Linked DNA regions of Mus musculus: all the other regions are linked to region 1. The links are chromatin loops, found by intact Hi-C in ENCODE. Cell type or tissue: heart. All regions are shown on one strand. Region 1 holds the start of Rcan2 (regulator of calcineurin 2). Region 2 overlaps Rcan2 (regulator of calcineurin 2). Region 3 has its middle 24 kb from the start of Enpp4. Region 4 overlaps Rcan2 (regulator of calcineurin 2). Region 5 overlaps Rcan2 (regulator of calcineurin 2). Region 6 overlaps Rcan2 (regulator of calcineurin 2). Region 7 overlaps Cyp39a1 (cytochrome P450, family 39, subfamily a, polypeptide 1).

Region 1 (4,000 bases):
TGAGTTAATATCCAAAGTGATTTTCATAAAGCCTAGCATATAGGTTGTGCTCAGTAAATTCTAACAAATAGAACTTAGGATCTTACTGTCAACGGTTCATGTTAGCTGCCCATGAATCTTACTCCTGCTCTACAAAATATATTCCAAGTCAGCCCCCACAGATCCTTTCACTCTAATCATTACCATTAACTTTACTCGTGGTAATAGATCTACTTCTTAAAAATGAACCAAATGAAGACAGTCTTGTCTCTTGGCCTTTGCCTTCCACTCAACACACAATCACACAGTCAACTGGCAATGCAAACTTTGCCTCTGTGGCAAAAGCTGAAGTATGAGGATGTGACAACTTAAGGAAATAATCTAGAAAAGTAAAAGGATCTGTATCTGGGTGGTAGGCGAATGGCCATGGTGATCTTTTCATAGTGATGTAAAGTGATCACTGGATGCCAGCCAAAGAGCATTTACATGTATGGTTTCCTTTAAACTGATCATTAACCTTGAGTCTTCTAGGATGGGAGATGGCTCAGTGCTTCACAAGCATGAGGGCTTGAGTTTAAACCCCAGAACCCAAGGAGACCTCATTAGCAGCCCCACTACATCTACAGTGAGATGGGAGGCAGAGACAAGGACATCCCAGGAAAGTTGGCCAGCCTGGCACACACAGAGGAACAAAAGAAACCCTGTCTCAAACAAGGTAGGCAGTGAAGACCGCCTTAGGTGGTCCTTTGTCATACACACATGGAACACTGTACATGTGAACCCACATTAGCACATAGCACACAGGGATAAAAATGTATTTCTCTCATTTTCCAAAACTTTAACAAAAATATATTCTGCAACCAAAAACTTTGTTTTATGTAAATATAGACTCACAAAAATGGACCTCCTTGTGATCAAAGTCAACACACGGTGAGTCTAAGAATTGCTACCTTGAAATTTTGTTGAAAGCCTTGAAGCTATATTACCTGAAAAGCCGAAGTTCCAGGTGCACCAGACGTGATGGCTATCTTCCTAGGTTTCAAAAATAGTTAGTTGGAAGAGGAATGGGGCTTGATTTCCATGATGACTTTCAGATGTGAGCTATAGCCTGTACGAGAAAATTCTAGAGATGTTTTTGCTCCATATAAGAAGGTCCTTTCAAAAAGAAATTTCTCTCCGAACTTGCAATTCTGTCAAATTAACAAACATGTAGAATGTGCATGCCCAAAGCGTGATGACATCGAAGGTCATTTTCAACTCTGAAATGTTTATTTAATTCTGTGCTTATATTTAATGCAGATTAAGCGGATAGAAGAGCTAAGCACCCCCCCTCTCTCAGACAGACACACAGAGACAGACAGAAAAACAGGCACACAGAGGCAGCAAGACACTCAGATACACAGAAAGGAGAGAGAGAGAGAGAGAGAGAGAGAGAGAGAGAGAGAGAGAGAGAGAGAGCGCGAGCGAGAGCGAGAGAGCCAAAAGATATACACAGAGACAGAGTCAGAGACAGACACACACACACACACACAGAGGCACACACAGAGGAAGGGAGGGAGAGAGAGAGAGTAGGCAGCAAGATACACACAGAGACAGAGAGTCAGAGATAGGCACACACACACAGAGACACACACAGAGGGAGGGAGGGAAGGAGGGAGGGTGGGAGGAAGAGAGAAAGAGAGAGAGAGGGAGAGAGAAGAGAAGAGAAGAGAAGAGAAGAGAAGAGAAGAGAAGAGAACTATTACTTCAATGCAGTTTTAATACTGTTATTAAGAACCAACCAAGTGGATGCAGGAAAAGGTTCAAGTATACAACAGTGAGAAAGGCGACATGACACAAAACTTATTCCTATCTGCCATTCTATCTGCTTTGAGGTTGGTCTCCTCTATCCTTCAGTTTCCACGGTCTCCAAACGCTAATCATTTTGTGTCATTGAGGTACTCTTGCCATGAGATTCAGTCCTGTCCCCGTCTGTGCCACCACAAGTCACAGGCTTCCTTGTTCTTGAGCTGCATAATTTTGCACAGTCTTCAGAATGGGTTCATTTGGTTGAGAAGTAAATCCTCCCTGTATTGTTCCACCTCCGACACGCCCCTTCCCCTTTACCTTGTATAAATACTAGTCTCCCTTTTCCTAGGGACCCAAAGTCTTACACATTAGGAATCCTTGAACACCCAAGTCCTTCTTTCTCTCCCCCAGGTCTGGTGGTTGTGAGTCTTTCCTGGCAAAACTGTGAAACCGGCACAGGGCACCTTCAATGGTGTGGGCAGGGCTCACTCACAGCCCCAGCCAGAGGGCGCCAGCACCCACCAAGCATAGTCGCTCTTGAGCACTCAAGAGTGGCTTCCAGACAGTTCCTTAGTTAGCCAGAGGTCGACCTGTGAGAAAACAACCCCCTAGTTCTACGGACCCACAGTTTCTTCTCTGTCCTTTTATTTTTTAGTATCCTTGTATGCAGATGCTTCGCTCCAAGAGCGATCTCACCCCTCTTTGACCCTCAAAAAAAAAAAAAAAAAGTCCTCAACGGGGGATGGGGGAGATGACCCGGGAGCCTCTTCTTTGGAAAGGCATTGCCTTTGGGGACAGGCTCCTGTGTCAGGTTCCTGCAAAGGGTCCAGCTCGCCTGAGATCGCAAAGGAGGGGTGTGCAGCTGAGCGCCGGGTGGAAGCCCAGGAGGTGGAGGTGGGTGAGGGACCCAGAAGGGCGACTGGTCAGGAGGGAGGCGACCAAAGGAGGCCAGTCAGGGGCTTTGGCTTCCCTGGGGTCTGATTGGAGGTTGGCCCGATGAGTCGGAGCTGGGGGCGCGCCCATCTCCACTGGCTTGGTCGAGAGCCGCCGGCTCGGCCCCTCCCCGGAGCCGCTTTGTCCCGGGTGACGGCGGTGGAGGTTGCGGGAGCACCAGCAGGAGGCACAGCCCGGGTGACCCCACGACCCGGAGAGCGGGAGGCGGCGCTCAGTGCGCACGGCTCCACGCCCAGGCCCGCGGGCTCCGCGCTCGCCCCGGCCGTCAGGTGAACAGGCAGAGCCGCGCCCGCAGCCTGCTGCCCCGAGGACCCCCGAGCCGCTGCCACTGTCACCGCCGCCACAGCGGCGCATCGCAGACGTCCTGCAGGTCGGTTACGTAACGGCGCAGGCCCCATCGACCCTGTCCCCTGTCCCACCAGGGCTGAACACCTGGGTGCCAGGGGACCCGGACAATGGGAATCAAGCATTGCTGGGCTCAGGGGCAGGGCTGGAGAGATCTTCTCTCCTGGCCAGTCCCCAAAGCATCCCCAGAGACAGGTTTCCCATGACCCCCTCTAGGAGGCGCTAGTCTCCAAAAGCCCCCTCCCCATCCTACTGGCCAAGGGTCCACCTTCCCAGGTGCAGCAGCAGGTGTATAGGGACTTGGAGGATCCAGAATAACTCCAGTGTCCCCGGGATTTGGGCTTAGAGGAGTTAGGGGTGTCCAGCAAAGCAGTGAGTAAAGGAAAAAAAATGAGGAGACCCCTGTCTTCCCAAGCTTTACCAAATTTTTTAGGGAGAGGCAAAGGGGCTTTCGGGCACAGCGGGCTGAGAATTGTCCTGCCTGGGCTTAGCCGGCTTGGGTCATCTAAAAATAACTTCAAGTTTGAAAAGTGACATGGACAGGAGCGCGGTGTGCCGGGTTCGTCGTGCCTGTGGGGTGTTTCTCTCCAGAAGTCATCAGAGGGGACAAGGCAGTCTCAGCTACCTGATTCCTCTCGGCTGCCTCTACATCTCGCTGGTTGCCAGGGTGCCTCGATTTGACTTGTGGTTAATGATTTATTCTTCAAGGCCTTGCTGTTTGTCCTTTTTTTTTTTTCTTTTTTCCTTTCTTTCTTATCCCTGATGGATTCAACAAGACTGCATACTTTGGCACGTTTTGTTTCTTATATTGGGATAGAAATGGTCAGTGGAGGGATTATTACACCCACTGCCAACACTGTCTTAAAACCTCATTTTAGCAAAGACAACAATAACAACAAAACCCGTTTCTTGTTTCTCTTTATGTAGTCCTATC
Region 2 (4,000 bases), 54 kb after region 1:
ATCCTGCAACAAAGCAAGTTTCAGATCCAGGTGTGGTGGTATGCATCTTTAACAACTTGCCTCTTGGAACTGAGCAACCACTCGATTCTTAGACCTCACATTCACAGCTGAGCATTGTTGTGTTAGTTGGACTATAGACTGGAAGTCATCACAATAAATTCCCCTAATATATAGAGACATCCCATAACTCTGTGACTCTATAGAGAACCCTGACTAATATAGTTTCCTGAGGGAATCTAATGATTCTCCTTCCTTTTTGCAGGAGGAAATGTTCTAACTCAGAGAAAATGAGCACCAACTTCTACACTATACTATTTCCTAAGTTCTGCCTAAATAGTATCCCAAGGTATCTTAAAGTATGTAGGCTAAGTATTCATGGAAGGGCCAGTGACTGAAATATACTGCTCTGCTGGTTAGGTTGCTTGGTTTCATTCTTCCTTCCTTCCTTTCTTTCTTTCCTTCCTTCCTTCCTTTCTTTTTGAGTCAGGAATTCTCTGTGTAACCCTGGCTTTCCTGGAACTCACTCTGTAGATCAGGCTGGTCCAAATCTCAGAGATCCATTTGCCTCTGGCCCCTGAGTTGCTAGGATTAAAGGCGTGTGCCACCACTACCTGACTGTATTGGTTAATTTTAATATCAACTTAATATAACCTAGAGATATCTTGAAAAGGCATAGTAATAAAAGGAGTTATCTAAATTAGGTTAACATGTGGGTCTGTCTGTGGGGGATTATTTTCACTGTGAGTTAATGTAGGAGAACCCAGTCCACTGTGGGTGGCACCATTCCCTGGTTTGAGGCCCTCTACTGTGTAAATAGAGAAAGCTAGCTGAGCATGCCCTGTAGAACAAGTAAAGATGCTCATATTCTGTCCTTGCTCTTGACCGTGGATGTGATGTAAGCAGATGCTTGAGTTCCTGTCTTGGCTTCCCCCCAACCATGGCTGCTGCTCTTGCTACTGTGCTAGAAACATTGCAGATGTGGTTTTGTCCCCTCACCTCTTGTTTAGTGCTGTCCTCAGAGCAGAACAACCATTATCTTCTTGAGCCCAACTATCTGCTTGCAAAAAAGATCATCACAGGTCATAGCTGAGCTTGCTCTTAGAGGGAGCAGTTCATTGAACCCTCATCAAGTATTCTGGCCACTTCTCTCAGGCATTTGTATGAATTTTCCCCTAATTGCATGTGGCCTTGAGGGCTAAGGGGAGTGCTACAGTATATAGTATATAGGTCAGGAAGATTAGGGAAGAGGACTCTGTCTATGGTGGCTCTGGGGACACCATAGGCCATGCCTACTGAAGATTTCCAGTATGGCTGCTTTGGGGACATCTATGTACTTGTCAGGAATCTCCTAGTCATGCATCATAAAGAAGCCTAATAACTCACTAATCTCCAAGGTAAACCCTGGTGGAAACATACTCTGGTTTATCATTGGGATGCTAAGACATGGAGGGTAGGCATTGCATAGTCTCCTCCTGGGAGGAAATTCAGGCAACACTGTCTTAAGCAGGACTGTGCATGTAGATCATAGTCTCCAAATGGGCCCATCTGATGTGAGATGTGGCATCTGTGGTGAGCTCAGATGAGCCCTCCAAGGCCCTCATTTGTAATCAACACTGTTGCCCTTCCTCTCAAACCCTGTTCTGAGGAGGGTGACTGTAAGTAAGGATGTCAGAAGGATGTAACTGCCTTTAACTTTGGTTGTCTCTAACAACCAAACCAACAACTGGACCAAAAGGCACAGTGACAGGCACTGTATGGGTGGCAGGCTGTCTAAGTGACCCACACTCCCGTTTGCTTCTTCAGCTGTGATGTTTTGCTCTCCTCAGAAGGTGAGCTGTGAGCTTGCTAATTTTAACCCTGCAACCTGTGAGGAGAAAAGGGTGTTCTTTGACAGCATGACGTCACTGGAGCCTCTAGGTGTTGAGTCATCAGTATTTTTAGGCGGCACCATGCTTTTTTTGGTTGTTCTAAGAATAGCCTCTGTGTCTGGACTCTACCAAAAGTCACCTCAGCAAGGATCCTGTCCCCATACCGCAGTCGGAACAGAATGAATTGTACACTCTCAGAGCCAGGTCTCTATAGAATGTCACCCTTTCAGGTTTTCTCTGGTCAAGAGAATGCCTGTACCAGGGGCTACCTTTAAGGTTGATAATCCTTTGCCACAGGTCCTAACTGATGTAAGCAGTGTGAATAATGACTATTCCACAAGGACAGAGGACCTGAGTTTGGTTCCCAGCACCCACATGAAGTGGCCCACACTGCCTGTGACTCATGTTCCAGAGGGATCCAATGCCTTTGCTTTCCACAGGCACCTGCTCATGTGTGCACAAACTCATACACGTGCACATAACTGAAGGTAAAATAAATCTTAAACAAACAGAAAAGAACAAGATAAAGCCCCCCCCCAAGTCCCAAGGGCTCCTTATCGTCTGCAGTCAAAGCCCACTTGGTGGTAGAAACTTTAATTAGTGACTTTCCTCGGCTTGCCACCTCGCCAGGGCACAGCTCCATGCTGTGTGGCTTATGGTTTAAATGACCTTACATCTCTCAGGTTAGGGCCATGAGGTAGAGGGTGATGCTGTTGGATTTTATGCCAGCTAACTAGTAAACAGCCTAAATAACTGGCATTATAGGCTGTCAAACTAAATAAGCATATAGACAGCACATTAAACCATGCTAGAACTTGAAGACAGGGCGATAAAACTGGAAGACCCAGCCAGCCTAGAAATGGAACTCTATAGCTCAGGGTGAGACTGGTTTTCCTGTTGCCTATTCAGTGCACTCCCTGAATGTGATCGATATATTTTATGTGACACTTGAGAGCTCTGAGGCGTCCTAATGATTGGTGAGGACAGCCAAGTGTTTTTTTCCAGCCATGGCAGCTGCTTGGAACTAAACGAGGCAGTTGTTTGAGATTACACTAGAGTGTCCCTTTTATGTCTCCTGAGCTGACAGAAGAGCCCATCATATGACCTGCTCAGAGTGTCTGGAAGTGAGGGAAGATTCTGGCATTCTGAGCCACCTATGCCATGGAGTAGTTGATTCTATTTTATTTCTTCTTTCTCTAATTGGATGTGTGTGTGTGCGTGTCTGTGGGTGGGTATGTGCATGTAACTTTAGGAGCCTGCAGAGGCCATAGAAGGGCATCAGATCCCTTGGAGCAAGAGGTACAGGTGGCTGTAAACTGCCAATGCAGGATGCTGGAAGCTGAAGAGCAATACTCGGTCTTAAACACTGAAGCACCTTTCCAGTGTCTGTGTCAACTTTTGAAGAAAGCTTGATCTTTCTTCCTGCAGGGCTTATTCTGTCTCTAGGAAAATGAAGTTGTACAGTGATTAGGGGAGGGAGCTTCTAACATAGGAGTTCCAGTTTAGAAGCAAATTCTCCTACTCATTCACTGTGTGACCATAGGTAGTTTATGTCTCCAAATTCTTAGCTGCTGCTTATGTAAAATAGTGAACTGAAAAAAAGTGGCTCACATGTTTAGAGATTCTGTAAGTTTGATTGACTGGTGTGTGTCTCTGTGTGGGTGCATGTGTGTGTGTATGTATGAGAGAGAGAGAGAGAGAGAGAGAGAGAGAGAGAGAGAGAGAGAGAGAGAGAGAGCAGGTGGAGTGCCAAATGGTCTTTGCTATCTTAATCATCTCAATGATCACTTATTGCTTACCTATGTGCTTCACATAGCATCCTTATGAATATCAGCTAATTTTTTGACCCTACTAACAGACCACCAGCTTCTGCCAGCCCAGAGACTAAGAATCTACAATACAGTCTTCTCTGCTTTTCTGTAACTTTCCTACCTGATAATCCAACATTAGTGGATTCAAAACATGTCCTGATTTGTGAATCCCTTTGCTCTGTAATTATAAAACCTTCATAAAACTGTTGTTATAACAGAGTAGTGTGGATGTGTGTAGTGTTCATTCATGTATATGGGAGGGATACATATGTATAATCATGTGAACATACAGGCCCATAGTTGATAAAAGGAATTTTCCTG
Region 3 (4,000 bases), 330 kb after region 1:
GGCAACCTCAGGAAATAGGAGGTTGGGGGAACCCTGCAGAATGCACCAGAGACCTGGGAGGTGAGAGACTCTCAGGACTCAAAGAGTGGGACCTTAGATGAAATGCCTCTCCCAGTAGGAAGAGGGAACTTATAGAGCCCACCTCCAGCAGGAAGACAGGGCATCAAGTGAGGGGTGGGGTTGCCATCCCACAGTCACAGCTCTGACTCATAATTGTTCCTGTCTGAAAGAATTACAAGGATGGAAATGGAGAGGAGACTAAAGAAAAGAAGGTCCAGCTACAGGCCCAAAGTGGGATCCAGCTCAAGGGGAGGTCCCAAGGCCTGACACTATTACTGAGACTATGGAGTGCTCACAAAAAGGGAACTATCATGACTGCCTTCTGAAAGACCCAACAAACAGATGAAAGAGTCAAATGCAGATATTTGCACCCAGCCAGTGGACAGAAGCAACTGACCCCTGTTGTTGAATTAGGTAAGGCAGAAAGGAGCTGAGGAGGAGGCGATCCTGTAGGAGGACCAGCAGTCTCAATGAATCTGAACCCTGGAGATCTCTCAAACACTGGACCACCAAACAGACAGCATACAGCAGCTGATATGAGACCCCCAACACACATACAGTAGAGGACTGCTGGGTCTGTGTTCATTCAGAGATGATGCACCTAACCCTCAAGAGACTGGAAGCCCCAGGGAGTTTAGAGATCAGGTGGTGTGTGGGGTGGGGGCATCCACATGGAGACAGGGTGAGGAGGACGTATAGCATGTAGAGCAGTCAGAGGGTGGATGGGGGGTGTGTGTTGGGGAATGGAATATGGAGTGTAAAAAATAATTTTAAATAAATAAATAAATAAATAAATAAATAAATAAATAGTGTGATCTCTCAGCTCCCTGCTTGTGCCACCATGCCTGATACACATTTTCCTCCCTGCCCGCCATCAGCCATCATGCTTCCCCACTGTGGTGGACTGTGGACTGTAAGCCAAAACAAACACTTCCTTCTCTAAGCTGATATTTGACCACAACGACAGAGAACGAACTCATATATGGTCTTATAACAGTTACTCTTCATTGTCTGCCTGACTGGATTTGATACCGCCTAGGCAACACACCTCTGGTTGTGTCTGAGGGTGTTTCCGGGGCCCAGGGAGGGAAGGTTGTGGGCGCTACAGCGTAATGGGCCGGGGTCCTAAAATTAACCGTAGACACAGGACGTTTCAGTATCTTGATATCCCTGGATGTGAACAAGGTCTTTTTGCCACAGACATAAACCACTCCCATGTCATGCCTCATGCCTTCCTTGCCGTAACAGACTGTGCCGCCTGCCAGGGGCATCCAGGGTGCTGTCATCTACGGTTGTGTCAGGCCATGGTTATTGCTGTCAGGCTGCATGCAGCCCACAGGCTGCAGCTCAGACATACCTGCAGCAAGGAGCCAAAGTGGATCCTCTGGCTCCCGTCCGGTGCCTTAATCAGGTATTTTGCCCTGGCACCTTTGAAAGCAACTAAACAGGTCTGTTGTACCACTTGGGGACTAGAGTTAATAAGAAATTATTATATGTTGGAAAATTGATTGGAGAACATGGTTTAAGTGTTCTTACCACACAGAATAGAATGTCTATAAACTAAGCTAAGCGTATTTACCCATCACACACACACACACACACACACACACACACACACACACTATGTTGTACACCATAAGTATACACAATTTTATCTCTTTAAAAGTTTTTAAAGGCAGGGGCTGGGGAGATGTCTTAGTGGTAAAATGTCTGCTCCCAAAGCCTGAGTGCCAGGGTTCCGAACCTTGCCACCACATAAAGGCCATGTGTGGGATTTATAACCCATTTATAACCCAAGAACTGGGGCTTAGGGACAGGGAAACACAACAAAACATGACATAGATGTTCCTAGCTCCATGCCCAGCCAGCGTAGCCAATCAGCGTCCACAAAATAAATAAATAAATAAATAAATAAATAAATAAATAAATAAATAAATAAGGTGGAGAGAGGAATGTGTCCAACACCAATCTCTGGCCTCCACACGAATGTATATACACATAATCACACATTCATCCCTCCTCACACATACATACATACACACACACATTAAAAACGTTTAAAATATGAGTTGTTAAATGAATTGTAAGTAAAACTGATTCCTAAAGCAACACGACTTACACCGATCAAACATGTTTAACAACGTTTAGATCTTGAAGATGCCCTCCTTAAAGCAGAATTACCTAGGGGGAAAGCCCCAAGGTTGACTACATTCTGAGACAGTTTTTAAGCAGTAGTAGTCAAGATTTAGGGGGCTAGATCAGATACGGTGGACAATGGCGCCCCCTCGTGGACTCTGGAAGCTGATGCACCAGATGTTCTCAGTTTTTGGAGTGATATGAACATGATTCTTTCAAACGTTTGCATTTGTTTTTGGTTTTGCTTTTTTTTAAATGACCATCTTCACATTAATTTCAGTGCATTATCCATCACCATGGATCAACTATAGCATGTGGTATTTTGAGGCTGACTTTTAGACAACACACTTTTAGGAAAGCACCCACACATACGTGTGTGTGTGTGTGTGTGTGTGTGTGTGTGTGTGTGTGTGTGTGTGTGTGTGTGTAAGCACTGAAAATTCAGTGTCATCCTGACAGGCCCAGTGCCCTAAATACCACGAGCGCAGGCTCAGGCTCATCCCTGGCGGAACCCTGTCTTTAAGTGGGTCTGGATATGTCCGCCTATTTTATGTGTTCCTATGCACATCATGAGAAATGATGGCTGTGATTGACTTTGTGAAGATTGAAATTATTGAAACGTGCAAATTTCAATCACCATGATTAGTAGGGATTGGTTGACTGAAGGAGAGTAAGTTTCCAAATGCATACTAATCAGCTTGACACCCTGAAACGTGGTTGCAGCTACATGCTAACATGCTATGATTAATTATCCTACTTCTCCATCATTTTTTTTCTCTTTTGGAAGTCTTATGTTACTCTGGGTGGTGCTTAGTTGTAAAATACTAGCACAGAACACCTATGCAGTCTGCTGGATACTAAGATTTTAAATGTAGATTGCACTTATTCTTCCCATCAATGCTTTGAGGAGGATATTCCATTTTCATAAAAATGATTATGAAAGTTTAGAGGATTGTGACCAGGAGTCCTCAGGGCTGCGAGTGGCAGCACCTGCATTTGAACTCAAGTACCCCTATCCCACATTTCCTGTTGCTAAAACAATGTGAAGGTCTGTCTCCCTATGTCTACACAACTTTTACTAAGTGAAATATCTCAGGAGCAGGAAGGTAGCTCAGTGGGTAAGAGTGCTTTCTTTGCCAGGATGAGGACTTGGGTTGGAATTTTATGCATCCACACATGGCTTAGGCATGACTGAATGCTGGTGCCTCTGGCTTTGGCAAAGAGACAGGTGTGGCCCCAAGAGCTTCCTGGCCAGTCAGCCGAGAACAAATGATAAGCTCCAAGTTCGTTGGGAGACCCTGTCTCAAAGTAGCAAGACAGACAGTAGGAGCAGTAGAGGACTAGAGGGGACAGCCTGCTCTGGACTGCACACACACGTGTATCCACACACTCATGTGCATACATCATAGACACGCTCATATGCATTCATCACACTCGCATGTCTACATATCATATACACATGTGCATAAATCACACACAGTCACACACTTGTACAAAGCACACATACTACGTACATACATCACATATGTACTCAAATACTCATGAGCACCCCCCCTCTCTCTGAAGAATGCACACATGCACATACACCCACACTCACATAAAATGTCTTGGTAAACAATCTTTTTCTATACTTCAGTTTCATTATTTGTACCATCTGTCCTTTCGGCTTGTTTATGCTGCTTGAAAATGTTGCATATGTATAGCAGTTGAGCACACTACCTGGAAGGTGAGATTGTCCACCATCTGAATGTGTCATGCCTTACAGTGGGTGGACTCCCAGCTGTGGTCGTAAATCCGTGTTTTC
Region 4 (4,000 bases), 230 kb after region 1:
ATACACACACATACACTCATACATATACTTACACACACGCATACATACACAGTTATACACACACATGCATGGTCATACACACACATACACTCACACACACTCACACATGTACTCACTCATATATACATACACACATGTGCAAATATCACTCCAATGAGATAATTATAGATACAAAAGATGGTACATTTAAATATTAGAATTGAATGGTTCAGATGACCTCAGGAAAAAAAAATCCAAGATCTCATTAAAATAGCAACTTGCAGTTTTCTATCTCAGACATAGAGGTGTGGAAATGGGTAGGAAGAGAGAGAAGAAAGAAGAGAAATTTACCAATGACAATTCAGAAAATGGAGACCAGTGACTTGGGGAAAAAATGAGTCTGTCTTTGTGATCAGGTTCCATGGTGTCCAGCTAAGCAATAACCTGTGGGACACAGCCTGTATGTCAGTTCTTAGGCTTCTTCATGACCCATGGAGTCAAAGCCCTTTGCAGCAACTGTTTTGTTGCTTGTTTATTTAAATACTGCATGATTAGTTCATCATATATAACAGATTATTTGAGTAGTACTGACCACAGTGACATTCTCCCAAGTGATTAATATCATGCCTCTTGGGAGAGCTTTATATAGTCGGCATGAATTTTTCTTCACCGTATCCTAGGAACACGGGTGCTATCCTCCTTGCCTTGATAAATGCTCAGTTATACAACTTCCTCTGAGTCACGTTATTAGCATGTGATAACTCAGTGTTGCCATCTGTTGTTTTAAGAAGACTAGTTGCTGTGGTGAGGAAAACAGGAAGTTCTCCAGGTGGCTGGAAGTTTCAAAGATGTCACCAGATGGGGTCTTTGTTAGAAGAAACATGTGTGGAAATGCTTCAGAGTCTTATTGAGGAAAGCACCGAGACTGACCAAAAGTGGTGGTAGATGGGGAAGGAACTGAGGAGTACCTGGCTCTAAGGATTTTCACGGAGATGCCTGGAAGGGTGATAGAAAGATCCCATCTTAGAGATGTGAGCATGAGTGTGTATTTAGGAAGATGTCAAGCGGTCAATATGAGGCCTCTGATAAGGGCATCAGTGTGAACAAGTAAGAATCTTCCAGAACAGCAGGAGGTGCTAAGGAACAAAGCATCTACATGTTAAATTGCCATTGGGAAGTCCCTGAAGCAGAGATTCTATCTGTTCCCCATCAGGGCATATGTTAGGGCCTGGTCCCCAAGTGCTGAAGTCTCAGGAGGGTTTCTTCTTCCCTTCATTAATTCAAAAAGGGTTATTATTTTTTCTCCCTACGTATTAAAATCTATATAGCTTTGACTCTTGTTTTAATGTCTGCACCATCTTCTTGCCATTGCATCTCTGTAAGACGCTGGTGTTTACAAACTATAATCTCAGTGAGGAAGTCTAGAGAAAAATGCAGGAGGGGCTCAGTCACTGCCTAGAGTCAAAAGTGGCCTTATGGCCACCCCCCTGTGTCAATTACATTGGAAGGCACTACCACCCAGGACCCTTTCAGGACCCTGCTCATTACAGGTGGGAGGCATCTTGCCTGCAATACAGTCCCTCCTTCTTACCACAGGAACCAAGACATTGTCACCAACCTGATCCCACCCACTCAAGAAGCTAGAGGACAGAAGTTGGGCATCTCTTTGAACAGTAGCCAAGCCTCAGTCAGTGTCTGAGGCCTGAATGAGCATTAGACTCTTGCCCACACTAGATAGTTTTTCATGTGTCTCAGCATAGCTCAAGGGAAAACCCTGACTGGTGCATTTTTGAAGGCTTTTGGCCCTGGCCTCCTTTCTGCACACAGGGGACAGGACAATCTAACGCAGACAAGGGAGCAAGCAGGTGACAGATGAATGCTTTCCTTGTCCCATAAAAGGAACTGGTCTGAATGTCCTGTCCTCACTGCACCATGGCCAAGATTGTCTCCACCCTGGGTGGAAAAGGCTTGACACAAGCTCTTTGTCCCCAACTAAGCCCAGTTGTTCCCTTTGAATAGTGACAGTATTGACGTCAACCCTCATGATGGAAGAATTAGCTGAAGCCCGAGGGGAAAGAGAAGCCAAAAAAAGAAAAATCCAATCCAGTAAAGCTAAGGCTATTTCTTTTTAGTTTGTAGGTACTCAGCAGATGTTAAGCTTTGTGGAATTTTGATAGTAACAAAGTTTCCCAAAATAGCACAATGAGATGTCAGCCTTAATGGGACCACAGCCAGAAAACATCCCTTACTAATGTGCAGCCTGACTTGATTAACATAACTGAAGATGCTTTTGCACCCCACATGAAGAGGCTGCACCAGAGGGGGCCAAACTGCTACTCAGTCTCATTCTGGGTTCTTCTTCCTCCATGCCAGAGGTGTGAATGAGATGTGGGGGAGGGGGAGGCAGGTGGTGCCTTGGAAGGAGTGCCCCTTTATATTAGCCAAGGTAAAGAAAAGACCTAACAAAGGCTAGCTTTCCTTGTGTGCTTCACTGCAGTTGTGAAGGGGTGGGGAAGGAAAAAGAAGAAAGGAGAACGGGAAGAAGAGAAGGGATGGGGAAGGCATGGAAAGAGAAAGGAAGGAAAGCAGAAAGTGGGAATGGAAGATGGGAGGAAAGAAGGAATTAGAGATGGAAGAAAGGGAGGGGAAGGAAAAAAGGAAAAGGAAGCCAGGAATGGTAGAGTATGCTAGAAATACCACCACTTCAGAGACTGGGACAGAAGGGTTACAAGTTCAAGGACAGCCTGATTACATAGTGAGTTCCAGGCTAGCCTGGGTTATACAGTGAGTTCTAGGACAGCCTGGGCTACATAGTGAATTCTAGGACAGCCTGGGTTACAAAATGTGATCTCTCCAACAAGGATAGCTGTCTTCCAAAAAGACGAGTAAAAGGCCAGGGTGTATGTTCATGCTGGCCTGTATCACAGCTCTCACCCACACCAGCCTTAGGTTTCATGACCTTCACATTCATGCTTTTATGCGATTTCTCTCTCTCTCTCTCTCTCTCTCTCTCTCTCTCTCTCTCTCTCTCTCTCTCTCTCTCTCTCTCACACACACACACACACACACACACACACACACACACACACAAAAGCACACACAAGCATTACACACCTCCATTAGATCAGCGTCAGCAGGGTTGCTGACACCACTGGGGTTTGTTGGTTAGCAAGCACTTCTAGTAAGTTCTCCCTCCAAGAACCAGTGCTCAGAGATGCCCTCAAGCTGCACTGAACCATCATCTTCTGCACCCTGCAGATAAAACTGGCTCCAAGAGGGTTCCTCTCATTAGCAGTACCCAAGTATCCTCTTCTGCCTTAGAGCTTTGATCTTAAAAAGAAATAAATTAGAAAAAACAAAACAAAACAAAAAAACACCACCATGGTGATAAACTCCACTTAATCCAACTTATTTAACACAACATTAAATGGGTCACAAGATGTCTACAGTGATTTCAAAGGGGGTTACTCCCTTGCTGGATTAAGGTTTACTTTCCATCCAGATTGTCACATAGTATGGTACAAACAGGGGCAGCATGCTGACTGGTCCTTATCAACTAACTTGGACCAGGGGTCTAATACTTACACCAGTCCTATCTGCAATTTCAGCAACCGTAACTCACAGAGTCTCTATGCACTGCAGAGTGACTCCTCTCCCTGCTTCTATTGCTTTTGCTTCCTGTGCACTTAGGAGCCATAATACTCTGTTTTCCTGGACCAGTCACTTCCATGAAAGTTCCTACTGGACACAGTGGGATGCTGATGGGGATGCTGACAGAGGATCTCATAAAGAGCTTCCTGCCTTGTAGACTGAGGAGACCGTTGAGTGAGCAAAGCACTGGCCATGCAAATAGGAGGGCCTGAGTTCAGATATCTGGAGCCCACGGAAAGCCAGAGACGCTAGGGTATGTCCCTAGTCCTACCGTTCCTATGCCAAGATGGAAGCTATAAATGAGGGGATCCCAAGCACTCATGGCCCAGCCCTCTCTCAGATGAGGAACTAAATAAGAACGAATCCCCAA
Region 5 (4,000 bases), 69 kb after region 1:
CACCCATACATATAAAATAATGTTTTTTTAAAGGGGCATATATGAGTTGAGTTTAGGAGGGTCGGAGGGTTTTTGGATTTTATTGCTCTATTGCTCGCTCTACAACCTTCAAAGAGCCTCGGGGCCCGTCTGTGTTTTACTTTGCTCCTTACTGTGTAAAGTGAGTGTGACGATGATGGGATTATCTTTGATAGGATCATTTCAAAATCAATTGGACTGATAGCATGTTCACCTCCTTTAAATGCTTGCCCTTAGTAAGTTGTGCATACGCTCATGTGTGACCAATCGTGTGTGTATGTGTTTGTGGGGTCAGAGGTCAGCTTCAGATGATGGTCCTCGGGTGGTTTCTAACTTTTGATCTCTCATTTACCTGGGACTTCACCAAATAGAGCAGGCTACTTAGCCCGTGAGCTTCCAGGGATCCACCTGTGTTTCTAATCTGGTCCTTACCAGGATAGCAGGCAATCACACTTGGCCTTGCCTTTGACATGGGTTTGAGATTCCCAACTCAAAGCCGAATACTTGGGAGGCAGACGCCTTGTCTGACTGAGTAATCTTTCCAGAGCCACATTGTGTTGCCTTTAGTAGAAACGGTCAGGGTTAATAAGTAGATTTTGAGTGAAGGTAAGATTCTGGGATGCCAGCGAGAGGTGGCTCAGCAGTTAAGAACACAATGACCTTACGGAGGAGCTGGACCTAATCCTTCTGCATGTCATTCCGGGGGCAGTGTTCTCTGAGTTTGACCATATAGCTTAGTGGTGTGTTCTTCTCCATCCACGTAGATGTCAGCAGCATTCTGGATGTTGGAGCAGATACCTCCCTGACCCTTATTGGTTTGGTTTTGGTTTTAGCTCATTTTCTTCTCTTTTCCAGAGGATTCTCTTTTTTTTTTCCTTGACTCCCTGAGGACTCCGTCCCTCAGAGCCTAACCCCTAGCTCTCATTTCTTTTAAAGCAATTTTCTTTCTTAGACATGGCATTCACCATGCTCGCAGCCCTCACAGCTTCTGTTTAAGATGGTTTCTCACCAGCTGCTGCTGCTGCTGCCCTCCGCTGGCCGCTTAGAACATCAGTTGTGAATGGCACACCATGCTAGGGTGGAGGGCACAGATCAATGACGGTTCTGATGGGGTCTTATTGAACACACACACACACACACACACACACACACACACACGCACGCACACCTGATCAGAGAATATCGATAATTGAGTCATGGAAAGAGACAGGACGCCCTCATCCATACTTCATGTATCAAAACTGTTATTCCATGCCCTGAAAAGGTGTTTGTTCTGTGATCCCTCCTGGTTTTGAACCCCAGGTTCCTAATGCATAAGGGATCATTTGTTTCTATAGGGACGGGGGCTACTCCTTGTAAATAACACTCACTATGCAACCCAAACCAAGGCACGCAGTAGTCTAGTAGTATTACTTTAAACTCAGATTCAACTTTCTTGCCTTGCATAGAACTCAGTGGAGTTATGCAGTCCAATTATTTACTTATTCAATGGTCTTGTCTTTCATGGCTTGTCTTTTTTAAATGCAGGGATTCTGTGCTTTGAAATCTGTACTCAGTTCATGTATTCCGGAATTTATATCTTAAAAAGTTGAAGCAACTAGGTTTAATTACTTAAAACATGATCAGATTGAGGTAGCAATCACCTAAATCTAATCTGTGGGAATCTGAAACATTCCTGTCCTCCCTAGTCCAGACCAGATTAATTGGCACAAAAAGCAGTAAATGATATCTTTGGTTGTTTCTTGAGAATGTAGAAAATGACATATCCTGCATTTTACAAGGCAGTTTGCTGACACAAAGGATATGATGAGCCAGCAAACTATTTAGAAATGTTTTCGATTCCCCCCCTCCCAAAAAATATGTGCTCTTTCTCAGTCAAGCTGGCTTGACATCAGCTTCTCTCTCAGTGGTCGCTGCTGCCCCCTGCTGGTGGTTACAATCCAGGCACGGACTTCCCATGTGGAGAATGAAGGTGAGCTTCTAAAAGAGGTGGTTTTCAGGAAAGGAAATAAAAGTTTGCGGTTTCATCATATTTTAAAATATTTACATACTAAAACAAGACGCAGTGAGCTTATCTTGGCAATGATGTATTGGACAGAATAGTGGACGAAGGATTGACTGTAGAGATGGAGCCCGTGCTGTGGATGGAGGGAAAAGGCTAGAGAGGTGGCGTTGAAGAAAGGAAGGTCTTAGGAGGTTGGAGATGGACCTTAGGCTTTCAAAAGTAGCACCTCTCTAACACTGGCTGCTTTGGAATCATATGGGAGCGTTGTCTGAACCAAACTCGCCTGATCTATAGCTCTTAATACTTAACAGTAGGCTCACTGAGGCGGGATAAAACCTGAACGTTGGTCTTCACATGACAACTGTAGTTGTCAATGTGGAGTCATGAATGTGGATCAACCCGAGATGTGCTCTAATGCCAGAAGGTAGCCTTTCCATCACATAAGAGTTGCAAATAGCCCCATGAGCTGGGATCCTAACGAAATGAAGTGACAATCTTTCAGTGTCGAATTCTGAATGTTTATGATTTCTGTTATAATTGATCAGTTTGAAAAGGCTTAAAGATAATTTGACTGTTATGGTGGTCACATTTAACAAACAGCAAGGAAAATTCTTGGGAATTTAACAATGGGTTCTACAGACTGGGTGAGAACTAGTTGGTGGCACAGTTCTGGCTCTACCCTTGGGATGTCTGGGCAATGGAGTGGGTACCAGGCAGTGAGATTGGTCAGGTGAGAACAGTGAAGAAAGTGCCCCATAGCATTATGAAGAGGCTCTGATTGTTAGAGTGGGGCTCACATGTTACTTCTGGAAGGAATTAAGGGATTTACTTAAATCTGGGAAGGATGGAAGGTTAGAATGAATATAACCTCCCCACACCCCCAAAAGTGTTGATGACATTAGAGAGACAAACAGTTAAATTGTTTCCTTCCAAAACCCAGCTTTTTTTCCTCTGATCTTGTCCTAACAGACAATAAAGGAGGTTTAGGCTATGTTACAAAGTCAGTGCCAAATTATTATATTTATATACCTTTGCTTCAAATAAGGGTACTGATGTATTGTTGCACAGAATATTGAAGACCCATCACCTTTAAAGTACAAGTGGGATTAGATCTGGGAGGGCAGCTCAGCTCATAAAATACAGACATGGAGACCCAAGTTCAATCCCCAGGACCCAAGTAAAAAGCTAGGCATGGGGCCAGAGAAAAGGCTCATCGGTTACAAGTACTTGGCAGCCTTGCAGAGGATCTGAACTTGGTTCCCAGCATGCACGTGGCAGCACACAACCCCTTCTAACTCCAGTTCAGGGGACCCAACATCCTCTTGCCACGGAGGCATGCACACACATGCAGGTATATATACATACACAAGAGGGAAGGGATTTGTGTCAGTGAGCATGATGCTAGCACCAAACAGCTCCATTTGAGTTTCACATTATCCATTTATTATTTTTATTTTTTAAAAAAATATCTTTTTAAAGGCTGGGTATGGCAGCACACTACTGGATACACAGGCTGAGGGAGTCCCTGGGGTTTGCTTGCTAACCAGTTTAGCCTAACCAGAATCCCAGGACTCAGTATTGAAGAACAACAGCCCAGGTTGACCTCTGGCCTCACACAACCACCGCTGTACAACACACACACACACACACACACACACACACACACACACACACACACACACACTGTAGGATAGAGAACTGAGTTAGTGGGCATGATGTCAGCACTATCCAGTTGAATTTGAATTTCAGGCTGTTCATTTACCTGTGTGCAAGAGGGCCAAGGAAAAAATCTCCCTTGGCTCCAGTTTTTTCATCAGAAAAAAATGGGCCTAAAAGTCTCTGAAGTGCCATTGTAAGAATTCATTGTCTGTGTAAGCCATGTGGCACAGTGCCTGGTCCTTAAGGTGTAGACACCTTATCCTTACTCTAGGATCTTGCGTCTTTGAGAACGGTAGGGGTTTGAATGGAAAACGTCAC
Region 6 (4,000 bases), 240 kb after region 1:
CCGAGCGTCGTGGTGCATGTGTGTGACAGCGACATGGAGGAGGAGGAGGACCCAAAGACTTCCCCAAAGCCAAAAATCATCCAGACCCGGCGTCCCGGCCTGCCACCCTCCGTGTCCAACTGAGCACGTCCATGATAACATGCATCTCCTCTTATCATGCTTCCCGCCCCCCCCCTTGTTGTTTGTCCAAACAATTAATTGCCTTTAAGTCCCTGGGTGTTTGGTTGTTTGCGAATCCTTCCTTGTAATTAAGCCTCTCGGACAAAAGGGCTAGGCAAAGGTGATATGTCTCCCAATCAACTCCTACCCATTAACTACAATCCATCACTTAGAAAGTTCTAGATAGAGGGTAGTATTTTCTTATTAAATAATCAGTACAGCCCATATCTCTGTTCTTTCATGTTGATCCAAGCCAGAGACATCGGTAATGAAGAGCCTTTATGTTGTTTGTGAGCTGCTCCAGTTCAGTCCTGTGTGTGTGTGTGTGTGTGTGTGTGTGTGTGTGTGTGTGATGTTTTTTTCCTGGCCACTTATATAGGACCATAAGTAAACTTGGCTTTGACTGCATGAGATCCCCCTATCTGGTCTCACCCAGTCCTCTGCATCCCGACATTCCCAGGACATGCACGATCACCAGCATTGATTTTGATGATTTTGAGGGTATGCCCCAACTTGTGGTATCCCAGCCCTGTCCTGTATAGACAAGGGGCATCCGCAGCACCATTCAGCTCAATAAGTCTGGGAATCATTATTAGTTTGAGTCAATTACATCATATAACTCTGGCCAAATTCCTGGAGGTAAAATTGAGCATGGCCCCAAAGATGTTGAACATCACTACCACAGAGGTCTACCCAGTGTTACTGGGGAGGCTTGTCCAAGTGACAGAGACCGATTTCAGACAAACCTATTTATTATAAAATCTCATAGTGTCTGAATGACTGTCCCCTACCCCTTTGTATATTTGTACAGATGTTTGAGCTGTGCTTTTAAAATCTGGATGTTTTTTATTTAGTGATTGTTCAACCATTAGCTGCTTAATGACATCATACCTGTGTTGCTTCTGAATGCATTCTGATTCTAATGTAGATAACCTGATACTATTACATGCTATTGCGGTTCGTGCTAAGTTGTAAAAGGGAACAGCAATGTCTCATGCCAATAGATAACTGACTAGCCAACCTTTGCTGTCCAAACCACCTGTTTCCAAACAAAGATCCAAGTATCAGTTATAAGCAACTTGGGTGACGCTAAATCCAAGAAATGTATACAGCTGAGCATTTCAGAGCACAAAGGATGATGGGTAAACGGATGCCCTTCCCATTCATCCAATGCCCATGCGCTCAAAAGTTCCTTGTTTTTGTTATGTGTGACTTTTGTATATCTCTAGCCCAAAGTGCATTACAGAAGATACACCTGCAGAACCATACTTTCTGCTCCATGTGTCAAGCCTCATCTATTCCTGTTCATTAACTAGTAACTTTGGATGCAAATACCATTTACCACACAACAGGCAAGGACTTTCATGGCCTAAGCCTCGGAGTAACACACAAGAACACTAACACAGCCACCTGATGGGGGGATAATTGTGGTTTTTTGATTAAGGTGTATGTTAGTTTCCGCAGAAACTTCAAACCTAGACTGATCATTCAGAAAATTAAAAGTCCGTTCTACTGTGAAATATAGCAATATAGTGCCGGACACGGTACAGTACGATTGAGACCGAGGACAGTATTGCTTGTGGAATCCTAAGTTTCCATGGGGAAAACAAGTCGTCTTTTCAAAATCAGATCTGAGGAGTGTACACAGTAAGCAAAGGCTTTGACTTTCCTTTGTTGTGGAAGGTTTTGTTTTCTTTTTTTTAAATTGGCCATGGAAAGACTAGAAATAGTGGCGAGATGATGCCCTCTCGTGGCAGAAACAGTGAAATCGGTTGTATAGATGGATTGATTACAACAGTCAACTACCAGGGGCTGACCTTCTAATCCACATTAACTTTCAGGATGCAGGAGAGAGAGAGAGAGAGAGAGAGAGAGAGAGAGAGAGAGAGAGAGAGAGAAACAAAATGAAAGTCTGGGAAATAATTTGCGCTTCCAAACAATGATAGCAGAAATGTCTAATTTAGTAAAAGTTGAGTGTGACTACCTTGCATAGTCCTTAAGAACTCAGTGTTCTAGACGGCCCAGATGATTAGTCTTAGTAAACTGTATTGCCATCTGTTGACGTTAACCTGCTACAGATCAAGGGGTTCTCGCGCTAGATTGAGCATGGGGACGGGGGAGGGGGAGCTTTCCCCAGAAGGAATGGGGAAGCCACGGGACCTCCCAGCATCGAGAAAGTCACCTGGACACTTCCATGATGCTCATTATGCAAACCTCTTTAGCGCTCTTTTAAGTTTGAAACGTTTTTAAATGGAGGGGAAGGGGAAGGTTTCCACCAACTGAATCATTTGTGCACGTGTACAGCTCAAAGAGCTTAGAGTTCAAATATATCTGGTGAATGACTGTCTGTGTGGCATCATTTCTGACTTGTCTGCCTGGACTAAGGATCCCTGAGGCTGGGGAGGTGGGGGAGTGCAAGCCAGCTTGGAGTTTTCTGAAGGGTAACCAACGTATGGAGCTAACCCAATGATATTCTTCCTAATGAACTAGGAGGGAAGCTGGTAATAGCATTCCCATGAAGAAGTTATTTAAGCCAAGCCTGGAAAGATGGGTTGGCTTCTCATTAAGGGGGCTCAGAAGGTTATTTTACTGTCAAGTTCAACCATACTGATTCCAAAAGGCATTTCAAGTGTGCTAAGAACACCTTTTTAAAAATTAGATATTTTCTTCATTTGCATCCCAAATGCTATCCCGAAAGTCCTCTATACCTCCCCCCCCACCCTGCTCCCCAACCCACCCACTCCCACTTCCTGGCCCTGGCATTCCCCTGCACGGGGGCATATAAAGTTTGCAAGACCAAGGGGCCTCTCTTCCCAATGATGGCCGACTAGGCCATCTTCTGCTACATATGAAGCTAGAGCCACGAGCTCTGGGTGTACTGGCTATTCATATTGTTGTTCCACCTATGGGGTTGCAGACCCCTTCAGCTCCTTGGGTACTTTCTCTAGCTCCTCCATTGGGGTCCCTGTGTTCAGGACTAAGAACATTTTTTAACACCTTCCCACTATGTTCTTTAAAAACACTAACAGGAAGCCCTCTGATAGAGAGCCCTTAAACAATAAAAGAAATGCTCGTGAAATATAAAAGGTTTGCTTTCTGGAAATCATTAAGGTTAGAGCCGATACACATGGAGGAGTTAAATAACTCACAGCCAAGCAATGGTTCTCAACCTCTCTAACACTGCGACCCTTTAATACATGTCTTCATGTCTTGGTGACACCTAACCATAAAATTATTTTCATTGTTACTTCCTAAGTGTAATTTTGCTACTGTTATGAATCATAATATAAATATCTGTATTTTTCCAATGTTCTTTAGGGGGTCAAAACCCACAAGTTGAGAATTGCTGCTCTAAAAGCCAGTTGTAAAAGACATACAATACTTTCTTTTTGATGATTAACCTACATCGGGCAATTCACATAGATCCATGTGCCTTAACTATCTGAAGGCCCATAAACAGTCAAAGGTGCTCCACCTCACCTCTTGTCAGTCAAGAAGAAACCTCAAAGGTGAACATACCTGGCCTCTAGCAGCAGTGAAGTGTGCAGAACTAGGGAGTCCTGGGAAGGCAGCAGAAGAGGCCCGCATGAAGAAGACACAGTGATCATCTGAGAATGCTTGGGCAGTAGCTAACAGCACCATGGGCATGCCTGGCTAAAGCTCTTGCACTCTGAAGCACATAGAGGAAAGCTCTCATATCAATATAAAAATATGTACAAGGCCCAGAGAAGAGTGACCAGGAGCTATTAACGTTATACAACTCATATGTCCTTCAAGTGTTGAATGCATACATAAAAAAACCTGATGCAAGTAAGAGCATAAATATATTTCAAAGTTATAT
Region 7 (4,000 bases), 100 kb before region 1:
CATCCTGTATCATTTATAAAAAAGTAGATTGTTTTGTTTTGGTTTATTTATTTTGCTTTATGTGTGAGTGTTTTACCTAGCGCACATAGGTACTAGGTACATACCTAGTGCCTGTGGCCATCAGCAGATATCAGAGTCCCCCTGGTACTAGACTTCTGGGTAGTGTGAGCTGCTACATGAGTGCTGGGACCTAAACCCAGGTCCTGTGTGAGAGTGACAAGTACTTTAACCTCTTAGCTGGCTCAATAGTCCTCAAAAGTTCTGTCTTAAAGGTAGAAAACATCAGATTTTAAAAATAAGAAATCTGTGAAGGAAAAAAAAAAAAGCACTGGACACCATTGTGCAGACATTTGTTACTGACCTGAATTCTAACGTCTGCCATAAAAATAAATGGGACCCGGTGTTTGTGATTCTCAAAACCAGTTAGGCACACGGGACTCTGAGCCCTTCTTGTGCTGCTGAAGATCAAGGAGCATCATGGGAATTCTTTCCCCAGCGAGGACTCTGACTTCAAATCCGACGAACTGAGCGTAGCGTGATTATTGAGCAAATCCAATAGCTTATCACTTCCACTGGTAGCTCACAGGAGGAAGAACCTCAGGAGGGACCAAGGCGACAGTGGCCTGGGCACTGTGTGAAGATGAGCTAGATAATCTCCAGGCTGAGCCCTTCCTAATCCAGATGCTGCCCTAGAATGTCTGCATCGCACGTGTTCGTCTGTTCACCCCTGTGCTTCCAGCTTAATGCACCTTTCAATGCTGCACTTCCTCCTTTGACCACACGGGGGAGTAGTTGATCATTTCAAGGGACATCCTGTTTCACCAAAGCAACAACAAAAAGACTTTAAGTTATACAGACTGTTACCTCGGTCACCTAAGAATTGATTTCAAGAATTGTTTGTGGTTTTGTTTGTTTGTTTGTTTTTGGTGCCACTTATGGTTATTTATTTTTCTTTACATTTTTCATTTTTCATAATTTCATACATGAGTTTGCAGTATTTCTACCCTGCCCGTGCTCCCTGACTCCCCCTGTACCCACCTCCATTACTTCTCAAGTTCATGATCTCTTTAACACAGTAGATGCTTATGGGAAAAGAAAGCAAAAGGGAAATCCAAGCCTCTCAGGATTTTATGCATCCCTGTGTTTCTGTCCTCAGCTGGAAGCACGTTTTTTAAGATGAACGGTTTTATCTTACATATTCTATATAGGGGAGATAGGAAAGACTCTTTTTTTTAATTCAAAATAATTTATTGTGATAAGTATTAAATGAAGGAAAACCATCTCCAAAAATATGTTAGCCCTTGAATAAAATCATAAGCGTGAAGACTGTTTATAGGACATTTATTTTGGGGACAGAAGTGCAGACAAAAAAAGCTAATTCATAGAAGCATTTGAAGCTGGCTGGCTGAGTGATCCGGGGTGGAAGCAGGATTCTTAGATGATGGAAACGATGGATGTAGTATACTCAGTAGGAGACATTTATGATTTATTACGGTTCTAATGGAGATCTTTGCTGTCCAATCTATATGGAAAGCTGCTGCGCTCAGCTTGGCTTTAAAAGCCTAGACTGAGGTTCCACGCTCCTACGAACAGCAAGTATGAAATCATTCATGCATTACCTTGAGTTACCACTGGGCATTGAAAAATCACATTATATACCAAATAATCCTAATAGGCCAAAAAGAAAGGCTTTACAGATGTACTTGGGGGCTGGTGAGATGGCTCAGTGGGTAAGAGCACCTGACTGCTCTTCTGAAGGTACAGATGTACTTGGGTGAGGTGTGGGAGAGTGCTGGGTGTTGAGCCTGTGGCCTTGTCGGTCCATACCACACGAGTGTCTTAGCATTGATCTACCCCTCCAGCGCCTCATAAGTTACTTAACGAGATTTAAGTGTGGCTTCCTGGGATTATTTAAAATTAATATGCTTCACGTGCAAGAAGAAAACCCCCTAGTTCATTCTCACACATTCTTTCTTGCTCTCCACGTGGTCTTGCTGTCTAGGCCTGGCTGCTACACAGTCACAGGCAAACCAAGTTGTCCTTGAACTTGCGGCAATCCCCCTGCCTCTATTCCCCAAGAGCTGAGATTATAGCTGTGTGCTACCACTGTCTGCTGCTACATTTGTATTTTAAGGAAATTAAATCATGACAATGTTTTCATGTTGTATTAACATTCTTAAGTATTACGATTTGTTCTGAATATTTAATGTATGCCTACATGACATTTTATGTTGTTTGCTAGTAAATACAATCTGGAACCTTCCCTAGTTCAACAAAGAAACTCTCTATAAATACCAAAGCTAAACTACAGCAATAATCAGTTATAGATTTGACCTCTAAAAGGTATATGATACCGCTCTTGTTTATAAAATCTAGTTGTTTTTAATGGTGATATTTAGTAGCATGTTTTAAAAAATGTTTTTCCCCCCTTTATTTTTATTTTATTTGTATGGGTGTTTTACCCACATATGTCTCAGCGCCACATGTGTGCAATGCCCACAGAGGCCAGAAGAGGGCATCAGATCCTCCAGAACTGAAATTAGAGATGGCTGTGAGCCATGATGCAGGTTTTGAGAATGGAACCTGTGTCCTTCCTTCGGAAGGCAGCCCGTGCTCTTGCATGCTAAGCCATCTCTCCAGCTCCTAATCGTTGGAGCTGGAACACTGTTCTTGCTTCTTTCAACTGTCTATGGCTAACACTGACTCCGCCTGCATTTACCTGGTAAGACAGTTTTATGTTGTATGTGTTCCTCTTTTGCAGATTGCATTCTGGACACTTGGATATATCCTGTCTCATCCCGATATCCACAGGACTGTTTTAGAAAGCATATCTTCTGTGTTTGGCACTGCAGGTACTAAATTAATTTACACAATCAAGGACGCATGGAGTATGTATGGTTTGATCGGGAATGTCTGCCATGTTTTAATCAGGGATTCGGGCTGGGGACATGGCTCAGTTGGTAAGATGCCACTGCACAAGCGTGAGGACCTATACTTGTTCATTCTTCAGCACCCACTTAAAAAGGGGGGGGCTTCGAATTGTGACACACACTGGTAATCCCAGTGCTTAGTGTGTAAAGTCATGGACTATTGTATGAAATATTAAAAATAATTTGATTTTTTTGTTCAAAAAGTATATTATTATATAAGATATGATGCCAGTTAAAGTTGTCCCTCCCTCGCCTCCTGTATAATGGCTAAAAATACCATTTTGAAAATATTTTGTTTGGAGTTTTTATCCAAACCAAACAAACTTGACTGGGTACCTAAGCCCTGCTCTGGTCATGCCAGCCTGGAAGGTGAACCCAGCAGTGCTATGCTTTTATCATGTGGAGATGTGAGCACTAGAATCATTGAGAACTAGCAATGCTCACAGTTGGAATCCCAGAAGCACTCTGGTGAATATGAGAAAAGGCTATTGGCCTACACAGAGCTTCAGGTCTGCAGAGCTGATCAGAGATATGCAATGGTACATATCTGCATACGTGTAGGCACGTGGCTGCAGGTGAGGATGTGCCTCTACAGGTGAGCATGAGTCTGCAGGTGAGCATGTGTCTGCAGGTGAGCTTGTGTCTGCAGGTGGACATGTGTCTGCAGGTGGGTGTGTGTCTGCAGGTGAGCTTGTGTCTGCAGGCGAGCTTGTGTCTGCAGGTGGATGTGTGTCTGCAGGTGGGAGTGTGATTGTAGGTGAGCGTGTATCTACAGACAAACGACAAACACCCTGACTCACACAGTCTGTCCACATTTACTGGAGTCTTTCCTGACATAAAGTTCTCTAGAATCCTGGCCTTTGGAGAGTACAAGGCCAGAATGAGAGTGGTAGGGATAATATGGAGGGTCCAAGAGACCTAGAGGTCACAACTGGAGTGTGACATTAATCTTGAGTGTCCACAGGGTTTGAATTTGGAGCTCTTAGACACAGCTCCAGTGTAAGGAGACAGAACCCTTTGCTCCTTCTGTACCCTGACGTATTCTTAAAACTTGTTATTCTCTCTTAACA

Evidence for each region. A loop is a pair of places that touch in the nucleus more often than their neighbours do. Peaks named below come from ENCODE experiments on the same cell type or tissue, not always from the same donor. Only the 100,000 strongest peaks of a DNase experiment are listed, where the experiment ranks them.
Region 2: a loop joins it to region 1, with 4 times the contacts of the local background. A loop is called at or near these places in 16 of 42 quality-filtered maps.
Region 3: it touches region 1 in a loop (4-fold over the local background); 4 of 42 quality-filtered maps call a loop at or near these places.
Region 4: a loop joins it to region 1, with 3.0 times the contacts of the local background. A loop is called at or near these places in 6 of 42 quality-filtered maps.
Region 5: a loop joins it to region 1, with 7 times the contacts of the local background. A loop is called at or near these places in 17 of 42 quality-filtered maps.
Region 6: it touches region 1 in a loop (2.8-fold over the local background); 6 of 42 quality-filtered maps call a loop at or near these places.
Region 7: a loop joins it to region 1, with 4 times the contacts of the local background. A loop is called at or near these places in 16 of 42 quality-filtered maps.

Annotation. Positions count from the first base shown.
Region 1 is chr17:43,799,006-43,803,005 of GRCm38, forward strand. It overlaps Rcan2 (regulator of calcineurin 2), which reads left to right and starts at 2,846. Exons shown (of 5, transcript NM_207649.1): 1 at 2,846-3,091. Gm34773 (a long non-coding RNA gene) reads right to left here and starts at 1,378. Exons shown (of 3, transcript XR_385586.2): 1 at 966-1,378. In heart, CTCF peaks have their summits at 2,269 and 3,255; DNase peaks (open chromatin) are centred at 2,286, 2,806 and 3,606; H3K4me3 peaks cover 1,886 bases; H3K27ac peaks cover 1,738 bases; H3K27me3 peaks cover 618 bases.
Region 2 is chr17:43,853,395-43,857,394 of GRCm38, forward strand. All of the region lies in intron 2 of Rcan2 (regulator of calcineurin 2), which reads left to right. Among named protein-coding and RNA genes, the nearest start is that of Rcan2, 54 kb to the left of the region's middle. In heart, no CTCF peak of the experiment used is centred here; DNase peaks (open chromatin) are centred at 1,897 and 2,887; H3K27ac peaks cover 2,400 bases.
Region 3 is chr17:44,128,299-44,132,298 of GRCm38, forward strand. No RefSeq gene overlaps it. Among named protein-coding and RNA genes, the nearest start is that of Enpp4, 24 kb to the left of the region's middle. In heart, a CTCF peak has its summit at 2,350 (motif pointing left); no DNase peak of the experiment used is centred here; H3K27me3 peaks cover 623 bases.
Region 4 is chr17:44,029,076-44,033,075 of GRCm38, forward strand. All of the region lies in intron 4 of Rcan2 (regulator of calcineurin 2), which reads left to right. Among named protein-coding and RNA genes, the nearest start is that of Gm34857, 13 kb to the right of the region's middle. In heart, no CTCF peak of the experiment used is centred here; DNase peaks (open chromatin) are centred at 806, 1,876 and 2,306.
Region 5 is chr17:43,867,967-43,871,966 of GRCm38, forward strand. All of the region lies in intron 2 of Rcan2 (regulator of calcineurin 2), which reads left to right. Among named protein-coding and RNA genes, the nearest start is that of Rcan2, 68 kb to the left of the region's middle. In heart, CTCF peaks have their summits at 1,052 (motif pointing left) and 1,952 (motif pointing left); a DNase peak (open chromatin) is centred at 1,915.
Region 6 is chr17:44,037,011-44,041,010 of GRCm38, forward strand. Rcan2 (regulator of calcineurin 2) reads left to right here. Exons shown (of 5, transcript NM_207649.1): 5 at 1-2,506. The coding sequence ends at 123. Among named protein-coding and RNA genes, the nearest start is that of Gm34857, 4.7 kb to the right of the region's middle. In heart, a CTCF peak has its summit at 1,906 (motif pointing left); no DNase peak of the experiment used is centred here.
Region 7 is chr17:43,698,716-43,702,715 of GRCm38, forward strand. It overlaps Cyp39a1 (cytochrome P450, family 39, subfamily a, polypeptide 1), which reads left to right. Exons shown (of 12, transcript NM_018887.4): 7 at 2,762-2,852. Among named protein-coding and RNA genes, the nearest start is that of Gm25783, 2.4 kb to the left of the region's middle. In heart, CTCF peaks have their summits at 773 and 2,494 (motif pointing right); no DNase peak of the experiment used is centred here.